Regions from separate parts of the Homo sapiens genome. Here region 1 is linked to region 2. The links are chromatin contacts, found by Hi-C or POLR2A ChIA-PET in ENCODE. All regions are on one chromosome and are shown on one strand. The core of a region is the stretch at or near the end of the contact, and the rest is flanking DNA. Distances in the headings are between cores, read along the strand shown. Region 1 overlaps EXOG (exo/endonuclease G). Region 2 holds the start of ACVR2B (activin A receptor type 2B).

Region 1 (5,261 bases), core at 957-3,456, 68 kb after region 2:
AGAAAGTGAGCTTCAGATTTTAGAACTCAGTGATGGTGGTAATGTTAGAAATATTTAACAATCTGTGTTCTTTTATAACAGCACTTTGCAAACTTCCATTATACTAACCCTAAAGGGGAGGAAATTGAAAATGCCCTCAGGAGTCTTGAGACATCATTTGAAGTGATATGGGAGTAATATTTTTTTTTAAGTCTCTTGCTTTATATTTAGGGAAAGCTTTTGTTCATTTCCATATCTATTTGTTTTAATGAAAGTTAAATTATTTTACTGGTTGTCTCCCTACCCTCACCCTAAATTTTCAAGTACCATTGACAGCCTAGAAAGAGGGTGCTTGTTTTACTGTGACTTAGTAGGCTGCTACCCTTTGGCCTGGAACAGGTACCCCAGTGTGAGAAGTACCGTCTTCCAGGGTTTGTGCTGCCACAAAAGCATCTGCTGAGGCTCTATAGATAACACAGGGGGCGACCACATTCTTGTTGACTTTACCACACTTTGTGACTCCCTCACTTTTCATGTTCCTTCCCCCCCTCAGGTTCGGATTTCCTGTTTATCAAACTCCCATGGTTTCTTTCTTTCACTTGATCGGCATGACTTTTTAAGGGCGTGGTCTCTTGATCTGTCCCTCTAGTTTTATTTTTGGAGTTTCTTTTTTTGTCTTACCAGGGGAATGTAACCAAATATATCTATCTAATTCTAGCAGGTACATATTTTTTCCTCTTGATGCTGCTTAATATTTTATTGGAGGCACATTTACAGTATGTATGACCTTACAAATGGCAGGCTTAATATGGGTATTGTTTGTTTTGGGTCTCTTCTGGGTCTGGGTGGCACAGGTGGTGGTGGCAAATTGTCATTTCTGTCTCTTGGATGGAAGGAAACAAGCTCAGGCCAGTATATAAGAAAACTAGCTTCAGGTTGCGAATGAGTGCCAGCTTATGTATTGTATTTTCTAGTTAACTCCCAGTTGACTTCCAATTTTTGCTACAGTCTTGAGTAGAGTTCAGTGCTTCTTGGGAATTTAATAGCAGCAAGGGTTTCCTTTGCAAAATATTTTTATACCTAAATCTTACATGAAAAGGGTTGTTTGCTGACTCACTGATTAACTAGACTTGGTTTATGTTAAGCCTTTGAGTCCTTTGTTACAGACATCATTTGTGCCCAAGTTGCTTTCTCCTCCTGAAACCCCATTGCTGACCTGTAACTAGTCTAATCTTGCTTGATTATACGTTTCCCCCGCCCCCATCCCTCTGTAAAACCATCTTTTGTACCAAATGCCGTTGTATCTTTTGAATGATGTCCACTACAAAATAGCTTTTTACATAGATCTTGTAGATTTTGAAAAATTTTTAACTAACATGTCATTGTATCTTCATAACAATTCTATGAGAGAGGCATTTATAAAATACAAAATAGCAATCCACCCACGGGGATGGCTGTTACGTATTTTGTAAATGAAGAAACAAGAAATGGGTGGACGCGACTTGCAGCTTAGTGGCAAAGCCAGGTTTGACCAGGTCTCTGGGCTTCCAGTCCACCAAACCTCTAGTAGTGTTTAGAAACATTTCTGGAAGTCTCCCAATTTTTCCAAAAGTAGGAAAAATTTATTATGTAGATTGAGTTGTCTTTAAAGAGACAGCTCTAAAATATTTTACGATTGATGTTGTTTTAAAAAATTGTCTTAAATTCAAGGAAGAAACGGTGTGTTTTTCTGAATACCCAACTAGGACCTGTCCCTATATTAGACAGATTAAAGATGTTTGCTTCCTAAGAACAAAGCAGACTGAATCAGAAAAGAGATTAGTGAGTGGCTAAGTTTTTATTTTTCTCCTTAGTTCTAGGGATAGTATTTTACCCCCTTGAAATAGTGTGAGAAGGTCATGGGTAGAAGGATCACACCTGTGATTCCTAATAGGAATTTCTGTTTCCATGAGGTTTCTCAAAAGTAGAATCGAGGTCCTTTAGCAATTGTAAGAGTTTTTAAACACCTATAGAAATGGTACATTTGCATAAAGTAAAGCTGTAGAACTGAAAATGTCCAACGTCTTTACTTTTGGCTGGAATTTTACGAGCCTGATTAGCTCTGCATGGCAGCAATGGGCATGTTAATTATATTTGAAAATTGCCGTTTGTTTGTAGACAAGGAGTCCATGAGGAGAGAAAATCAAGTGAATGTTCTTGAACTGTACTGCAGTGATGGGGAATGTCCACAAGGTGGCGCAAAGACTTTGTTTAACTGCTGGATTCCTAGCTAGCACCTGGAATACTTGAAGCCCCTTTCACCTTCTCCCTCTTTGCAAACTATGGCTCAGCTGCATCTGTGCCCTCAGTTCTGGTCCCCAGCTTCCCCTGAATCCCCTTCGTGCTGTTATTTGGGCTTTGTATTGGTACCTAACCACATTCTACCTGTAGTGAAAGCTGAAGGTCTTGGTTCCCACTCTAGGTGGTAAGTTTCTTGAGTGGAGGCACCAGCTGCATATACTTTAAAGCATATTCTTTTCTGTATTTCCAGCAATGCCAGGCACAGGACCTCTGAGTTGCATTGTTGAATTAACATCTTTTGGTTATTTGTGAGTTAATTGTGGACTTCCATAGGGTTCTCCCTCAGTATATTTTTGGCTTTGAAGAGTATGTTTATCTTCCCAGCTGCATAAATGAATTTTTGGGGTGAAATGGGGATTTTATGTTTGTAGTACATAGTTTCATAGACTTTACACCACACCCCGACCAACCACTTTCAGTAACTTCGAAGACAGTTGGTTATGGAAATCATTCCCGTGCACGGGTCTTCCCTGAAGCTCTGCAATTGGTCTTGGCAGTGGGACCTTCATGTGTGACAGACAGCAGATGGCCATGGAGTTCCCAGGCTGTGTGCCATGTAGGTAGGAGCTTGAAAAAAGCAGAAAAGAAACCTCCTTTGTAGCTGTCGTGTCTCTGTCTTATTTGGGCTCACAAGAAGGAATCTTGCTGCAGGCAGAGCTGTCTGATCAGGAAAGAAAACTGACTCTTACCAGGGAAGGGCCCGGGAGGGGCAGTAATACCAATGAGCATGTTTTAGTTGGATTATGTCAGTTATTGGGGACCATTAAGTAAATAGATGTTGAGTATTTTCTTTTTCAAAAAAGCCTTTTTGTTTTGTTTTGTTTTGTTTTGAGATGGAGTTTCGCTCTTGTTGCCCAGGCTGGAGTGTAGTGTCACAATCTCGGCTAACTGCAACCTCCACCTCCCGGGTTCAAGTGATTCTTTTGCCTCAGCCTCCCGAGTAGCAGGGATTACAGGCATGCGCCACCACGCCCAGCTAATTTTGTATTTTTAGTAGAGATGGGGTTTCTCCATGTTGGTCAGGCTGGTCTCAAACTCCCAACCTCAGGAGATCTGCCTGCCTTGGCCTCCCAAAGTGCTGGGATTACAGGCATGAGCCACCACACCTGGCCCAGATGCCAATTGGAAGGAAATTTGAAAAGGTTTAGTAATAATGTTATTTCATTAATTTCAGCCAAACCACACAACTAATTTATGTTTTCTAGGCCTGACCCTGGCTCTGGCTTCTTCATTGTGTGGATACCTTTCCAAAATGTTTGATATGACAACATATTTAGAAGTTCTTTGATCACAAGCCCAAGGATGTGCAAAACTCAGAGCAAACAGCATTTACATTTATGTAATTTAATTTTAAAAATTAGCCCTAATTGAAGTGATCCTGGAGATGGTAATGTTGACTTGACACCTGGCTGCTTCTCTAAGGGCTATCTGTTTAGTTCCCTAGTGAATTTCATAAACTAAGGCCATGTTTTTATTTCTAGAGCTGGGAGTACCCAAGCCTGCAGTTTTGACCTTTGAATGTTTGGAGCACCAGAAGTTCTGATTATGAGATGAAGAGAAAATGACAGCTTTTCTTGTCTATTAAAAAACCAGGACTCACTCATGGCATTCCTTTGTCCTTTGTCCTACAAACAGAACAGAGACTGTGACCCCTGATCTTTGGGTTGGCATTATTTTATTTTTATTTTTTGAGGTGGAGTCTTGCTCTGTCGGCCAGGCTGGAGTGCAGTGGTGCAATCTCGGCTCACTGCACCCTCTGCCTCCTGGGTTCAAGCAATTCTTCTGCTTCAGCCTCCCAAGTAGCTGGGATTACAGGCGCCTGCCACCACACCCAGCTAATTTTTGTATTTTTTTTTAGTAGAGATGGGGTTTCACCATGTTGGCCAGGCTGGTCTTGAACTCCTGACCTCAAGTGATCTGCCCGCCTTGGCGTCCCAAAGTGCTGGGATTACAGGTATGAGCCACCGTGCCTCACCTGGGGTTATATTATTTTAAAGAATGTGATCAGAATTGACCTGTTAAATACTCTTCTTGTATGTGAATCTCTGAGTCAGTTTATTATTTTTGGCAGTTGAATTTAAATTCATTAGAACAGAGTGGGATGGCTTATAAGTACATTTCAGCAATGCATTAAATAAGTATTTTTCAGAAAAAATTTGCGAACTGTTAGCACAAATTGGCATCACTAATATGGCTGCTTTGTTTTTAGGTGATTGGCGAGGACAACGTGGCAGTCCCCTCACACCTTTATAAGGTAATCCTGGCCCGCAGAAGCTCAGTATCTACCGAACCACTGGCGCTAGGGGCCTTTGTGGTACCCAATGAAGCCATCGGCTTCCAGCCCCAGTTAACTGAATTCCAAGTGAGCCTCCAGGACCTAGAGAAGTTGTCAGGACTGGTGTTTTTTCCTCATTTGGATAGAACTAGTGATATCCGGAATATCTGCTCTGTGGACACCTGTAAGCTCCTGGATTTCCAGGAGTTCACCTTGTACTTGAGTACAAGAAAGATTGAAGGAGCCCGATCAGTGCTCAGACTGGAAAAGATCATGGAAAACTTGAAGAATGCAGAGATTGAACCAGATGATTACTTTATGAGTCGCTATGAGAAGAAGCTAGAAGAACTCAAAGCTAAGGAGCAGTCAGGAACCCAGATAAGAAAGCCATCCTAGTTTTTATCTCAAGATGTGTCATACCGTCTGTAATGAAGCAGGCATGCCCTCTTTAGGCTAACATATTTTAGTGGCTTTGCTTTTTGCTTTTTAAAAAGTTTTTCTCTTTAAGAGATGTGGTCTCGCCGTGTCATCCAGGCTGGAGTGCAGTGGTGGAATCATAGCTCACTATAGCCTCAAACTTCTGGGCTTAAGCAATCCTCCTGCCTCTGCCCCCTGAGCAGCTGGGACTACAGGCACACACCATCACCCTCAGCTACTAGTGGCTTTG
Region 2 (5,586 bases), core at 1,494-3,993:
TATGTAAGAAAACAGGAACATGGGAGGGGCAAGGAAGCAATCATGGTGACTGAGGGGCCCAGCATCTAGTGCAGTGATCTGGTTTCAGTTCTTTTGATACTTTTTATGGCTTCAGTTCTTTGATACTTTTTGTGAGAGGCCTGAAGGTCCTTTCCTGAGGAAGGAACTCGGATAAAACAAGTAAGTTTCCAGCTTTAACTGCAAAAGGGTCAACTTCTATAATCCCAGCACTTTGGGAGGCTGAGGCAGGCAGGTCACCTGAAGTTGGGAGTTCAAGACCAGCCTGGCCAACATGATGAAACCCTGTATCTACTAAAAATACAAAACTTAGCTGGGCATGGTGGCGTGCCTGTAATTCCAGCTACTTGGGAGGCTGCGGCAGGAGAATCACTTGAACTCAGGAGGTGGAGGTCGCAGTGAGCCGAGATCGTGCCACTGCACTCCAGTGAGGGCAATAAGAGCCAAACTCTGTCTCAAAAACAAAAACAAAAACAAAAACAAAAACAACTGTCTATGGGACTCTTTGGCTGGTTTCAGTAGGACTCATAAGGTTCTGATTTGAGCAATGGTGTAGTTGCTTATGCCATTGATTCAGACAGGGAAAACTGGGGAGGAGATTTACGGGGAAAATGAGGACTTCTGCTTTGGCTAGGTCAAATTTGAGATGCCTGATAGGCTACCAACTGCAGTTGTCAAGTAAGCAGTTGGATATAAATTTGGGGTTCCCAGACAGGTCAGAGTGGAAGACACAGATATTTGGGCAGCTTGGACCACTCTGAGTCCTTATTATGATACCTGACCTGGTATGGAGTAGAAGAGAGGAACCAGCCAATCTAATTTTTGGCACATGGATAAAAGTCGATACCTTTCAGTCCATATTGGAATGGAGATAACGATTTATACTCCCTAGAAAAGACACTTAAACTGGATATGGAATTACTTCCGTTATCACAGTCTATCACTGTGGCCTCCTGTGTTATTACCAGATACCTTATACACAGCTAGGGTGTCCCATACAACACTGCTTCTTGCTTGGCACACAGTCGCATAGTATTCAATCCTGTGTTAAATGGCTTAGATAATAAGTCACCTGTAGGGATTATAGCAAGCAGGGACCATCATTTTCACATAGAATTTCCCAGGACTGGAAGGGACTTTTAAAGACCCAGAAATCTTTCTGGGCAGTGCCTCCAAAGTGTGGCCCCTGAGGTGTTCCTGCTGCTCTGGTGACCGGGGGTAGTTGACCCTATTTCAATGTCAATCAGAACAATATACATTCCTTTATAAACTTGTTTTTTTTTTGAGAGAGAGTCTCACTCTGTCACCTAGGATGGAGTGCAGTGGTGCAATCTCAGCTCACTGCAACCTCCGCCTCCCTCCTGTGTTCAAGCGATTCTCCTGCCTCAGCCTCCTACCGAGTAGTTGGAATTACAGGTGTGTGTCACCATGCCCAGCTAATTTTTGTATTATTTAGTAGAGACAGGTTTTTGCCATGTTGGTCAGGCTGGTCTCGAACTCCTGACCTCAAGAGCCTCCTGGGCCTCTAAAAGTGCTGGAATTACAGGTTTGAGCCACCTCGCCCTGCCTATAGTGAACATTTACATAATATTTTGTTTGACTAGGTTTCTGCCATTAAGAAGATGCAAAACCCTGAGGGAGTGTACCTCTTCACTTTGCATATGGGAAAACTGAGGCTCAGAGAAGTGAAATGACTGAGACCTCCAGGTGCCACCTCCCTTTCAGCTGCTCCTGCCCTGCTCCAAGCAAGGATGTGCCAAGTCAAGAGAAGACAGAGGACAATTAATGTTATCTGAGGATCTCGGAGCCTCATCCCTGAGCTATGATGGTCTTTCCCTCCTTAGTTGGGAGCCCCATCACGTTCCTCCGAAGCTCTAGTTGTGTGATAAGGAGGGTGGAATCTGAGACAGAGAACGATGGCCCTCCAAGGAGGGAGTTCGGGGTGAGGAAAACAGCAAAACCATGTGCTAGACAAGATCTTCAACTGCAGGGCTCTGGAGGCAACTGGGAAGTTTTGAAAGTGCAGATTGAAGCTCAGGGCCGCTGTGGGTGGCGCAGGAACTGCAGAAGACAAGATAGGATTAGGGAGGGCCAGCAGGTTGCCAGAGGCCCTTTTCCACCTGCTGGGCTTAGAGGGGCGGGACTCTGCCCGCTCCCTCACTTGGTTGGGTTTAAATGACCACTCCCCGCCCTAGCTGTGCCTTTGAGTGTGTGGCAAGGGATTGCAGACGGGAGACTGCTTGTCAATTCAGGGAAGTCAGCCTCTTTCTGCCACTTAATTCGCCCATCAGTAGAGATCCGACTTTCCCACGGTTCACTGTCACCCCCATTGCACAGGTGGGGAATCCAAGGCACAGAGGCGTCTGGGCCAGAGTCCCGGGACTATCCACTCATTCCGGGGTTGTAGGGCAGCATGTGTCAGGAGCTTGGGCTCGAGCGTGCGGGGCACTAATTGCGAGTGCAGTGGCCACAGGCTCCCGGGCAAAGTGGTCAGGAGCCCATTCCCGCCACCTCCGTCCGCGCGCCCCGCCCTGTCCTCCAGCAAGTTGGTGCACGCGCGTCCTCCCACAGGGCGCGGGATGGGGGCGGGGCCTCCGTGTTGTTGTTTCTCTGGGGCCCCGCCCCTCAGGGGGGCGCGGACCACGCGGCCGGAGGGCCCGCCTCCCCTCCCCCTCCCCGCCCAGCCCGCCCGCCTCTTTGTATCCAACATCCGGGTTTCCCCGCTGGCTCGGCTCCGTGGCCGCCGCTCAGGAGCCATTTTGGACTCGGTTCAGCTCCCCTCCCCCCCACCCCTCCCCCCGTTCATGGCCCCTCCGGACTCGGCCCCTGCGCCCGGGGCCCGGGCCCAGCCCCGCCGCGCTATGCCTGAGTCGGGCGCGCCCCGGCCCGTGCCCCGCCGCCGCCCCCCGGCCCCCGCGTCGCCCCGGAGCCCGGGCCGCAGCCTGCGCCGCCCGCAGCGGCCCTGAGCCCGGCCCCGCCGACCGGCCCTTGGAGCCCGAACGCTGCTCGGGGACGAAGGCGCAGGAAGCGCGCAGGGAACGAGACCGAAGGAAGGAGCGGGAAGGAGAGCGCAGCCGCCGCCTGGCCCTGCGCGCCCCGGGAGCGCCGTGCGGCCCTGCCCGCGGGCTCCGGGTGTGCGCGGGGCGGCGCCGCGGAACATGACGGCGCCCTGGGTGGCCCTCGCCCTCCTCTGGGGATCGCTGTGCGCCGGTAAGAACTGGGCGCGGCGCGGGGACGCCGAGAGGGCGCGCGGGGCTGGCCTCTGGCGCCGCGCGGTGTTTACCAACAAAGGGCGGGCCCGGGGCCTCGTCGCCGCACCACCTGTATTCAGCCCTCACCTCCGGGGGCGTGGGCTGGGGGCGCGGTGGGCGCCCGGCTCGCCGAACTTGGGGGCACGATCTTGTCTGTGCAGTCATCTGCGGGATTCTGGTTCCTAGAGGCGCCCCTGCGATGGGGGCCGGGACGCGGAGCCTCAGGGTCGGAGTTCGGGCTACGCGGGCGCGTGGAACCCAGGGAAAGAGTGAGGAAAACCTGAGCGTGGGGAAGGCGGCCAAGAGGGGTGGGCAGATCTCATTGGGGGTGGCAGGATTGTAGGTGCAGCAGCAGCAGCAGCATGCGGGGAGGGTTGCATGTCCCTCAGAGTCACTAAGTGTAGCGAAGCGAAGGGGGCGGCTTCACGCAGCCCAAAGTCCCCTGCATCTCTTGCCACCAGTCTGCGTCGCGTTACCGGCCCGGCGGGCTGTTGGTGCTGGCTCCCACCTGCTCCCTCTTTCCCTGCCGTTGGCCCCGGGATGCGGAGTGTGGTCGCTTCGCGGGACCGCTTTGTTTGGGCACTTGGGAGGGGAGGGGGTGGGTAAGATGGAAAACCCAACAGGTCCCTCTTCCTTCGGGCCTCCAGGAGGCACGTGGCGGGGTGGGTGACCAGCGCTCAGCTCGCCCGCGGCTGCGGGCGTGTGGCTGGAGGTGTTCGGCCAGCGCATGTGTGTTTGGGGGTATGTGGGCGCGGGCGTAAACAAGCGGAGTTCCGCCTGGAAAGCTTGTTTCTCCTACGGTCCAAGCACCGATTTCCCTCTCTCAGTGGTGCCGGGGTGCGCCTAACCCCGGCGGGCGCGCCGGGACGTCCCCTGGCCAGTCCTGGGAAACGTGGGGAGCTGGGCATTGAAGCTCTGGCGAGAAGGTCGGGGCGGCTGGTACCCGGCCGCCGGGTCCTGCGCGTCTTTGTTCCCAGCCCCCATTACACATGCAGCGCGGGTCCCCCGCCGCCCTCGGTGGCAGCCGCCTGGAGTCTGGGAAACCCTCGAGGGGCGGGGCCGGGCGTGCAGGGGCGGGGCCGGAGTCCCCACGCTGCTGCGGGGGTGGGGATTTGGGATCTGCGTCCCATTCCCACCCTGGTTCTACCTTCTCCTGTGCGTCGTCGTGAGGCTTAGTTTACACCGAAAGCGAGTGAGTTCTGTAGGGTAGTAGCGCGCGCGCGCGCAGCCTGAGTCCGGAAACCGAAGGGCAAAGACCAGCTGGCACCTGAGTACCGTATGGAAGAGGGCGTTGCAGCTCTCCTGGAGCCGCTTCTTGGAGGCGAAGTGGTGGTCGTGTTGGACTTTCTGCTCTTTTTTGCCCCGCTCCCTTGGGATGCCTTTTCCCCAAGAAGGAGTGCTCGAAAGTGAAAGGGGAGGCATTGGTCTGCTAGAGGGAGGGCGGCAGCAAGCTGACTTGATAGGCAGACCGCAGCCCACCTGACTGCCTCCAGACCCGCTGGGTGCCTGATCCCTGGAAGTGCTGGGGCTCTTCCAAGCCCAGGCCTTTAGGAGAGCTTCCTCCCAAGACAGGACAGCTTGAGACCTGGGATCTGGGGATCACACCAGTCTCACACCTCCCTCCTTAGGCAGGGCAGGGCGGCATCAGACCCCTGGAAGGACTGTATGTCCTTTCTTTTTCCTCTGCTTCAGTCACCTAGCTTGGGCAGTGCTGAGCAGTGTACCCTGCCAGGGGGCAGTCAGAGTCACACTATAAGGACCTGTATTCCTGCCCTGGGAGGAAGGTGGGGGTCACTGGGTATTTCTTGTAGTCACATCAACCAGTCCCTGACCTGTGGAGAACTGTGAAAAGAGCTGCCCCAGGCCCAGTTTGGAGCAGACCTGACCGTCCTGTTGCTTTGGCTTCAGGGATGCCCTTTAATTTCAAGCTCCTGGCTTGCTGTTTGGAATAACCCCCATACTGTGCAGCACACAATGCCTGCTAGAAGGAACATCTAGAAGAGTGCTGTGTGACAGAAATAGTGTATGAACTATGGATAGATATAAAACAACGTTTTCTAGTAGTCGTGTTAATAAAAGGAAGAAGAAACAGCTGTGTCTTAGCTGGGGCTGCCATAACAAAATACTGTAGACTGGTGGCTTAAACAGCAGAAATTTATATTGTCAAAGTTCTGGAAGCTCTAAGTCTGAGCCCAGGGTGCAGGGTGCTGGCATGGTTGGGTTCTGGTGAGGACCCTCTTCCTGGCTTGCAGATATCTGCCTTCTTACTGCATTCTCAAATGACAGGGGTGGGGTGGGGCAAGGGGGTGTTTTCCTC

What was found. A loop is a pair of places that touch in the nucleus more often than their neighbours do. ChIA-PET counts read pairs that join two places held with the same protein, here RNA polymerase II (POLR2A). Pooled maps may share reads with other maps.
Region 1: a loop to region 2 is called in a pooled map, with 4 times the contacts of the local background. The contact joins the enhancer-like site here to the promoter of ACVR2B in region 2. A Hi-C loop is called at or near these places in 2 of 168 maps with a recorded cell type or tissue (PC-3 and transverse colon) and 4 of 50 pooled maps. POLR2A ChIA-PET finds 5 or more read pairs at or near these places in 1 of 52 experiments (activated T-cell).

What each region holds. Positions count from the first base shown.
Region 1 is chr3:38,519,373-38,524,633 of GRCh38, forward strand. EXOG (exo/endonuclease G) reads left to right here. Exons shown (of 6, transcript NM_005107.4): 6 at 4,529-5,261. The coding sequence ends at 4,990. Among named protein-coding and RNA genes, the nearest start is that of EXOG, 26 kb to the left of the region's middle. Within about 2 kb of position 2,207, at least 2 of the 41 ENCODE cell types and tissues checked have a DNase peak (open chromatin) inside an H3K27ac peak, as active enhancers do.
Region 2 is chr3:38,451,147-38,456,732 of GRCh38, forward strand. It overlaps ACVR2B (activin A receptor type 2B), which reads left to right and starts at 2,744. Exons shown (of 11, transcript NM_001106.4): 1 at 2,744-3,228. The coding sequence starts at 3,177. It overlaps ACVR2B-AS1 (ACVR2B antisense RNA 1), which reads right to left and starts at 3,674. Exons shown (of 2, transcript NR_028389.1): 1 at 3,357-3,674; 2 at 1-2,079. It also overlaps a transcript of XYLB not described here. RefSeq lists enhancers at 2,326-2,825, 3,430-4,013, 4,014-4,598 and silencers at 2,544-2,593, 2,604-2,723, 3,144-3,423, 4,234-4,413.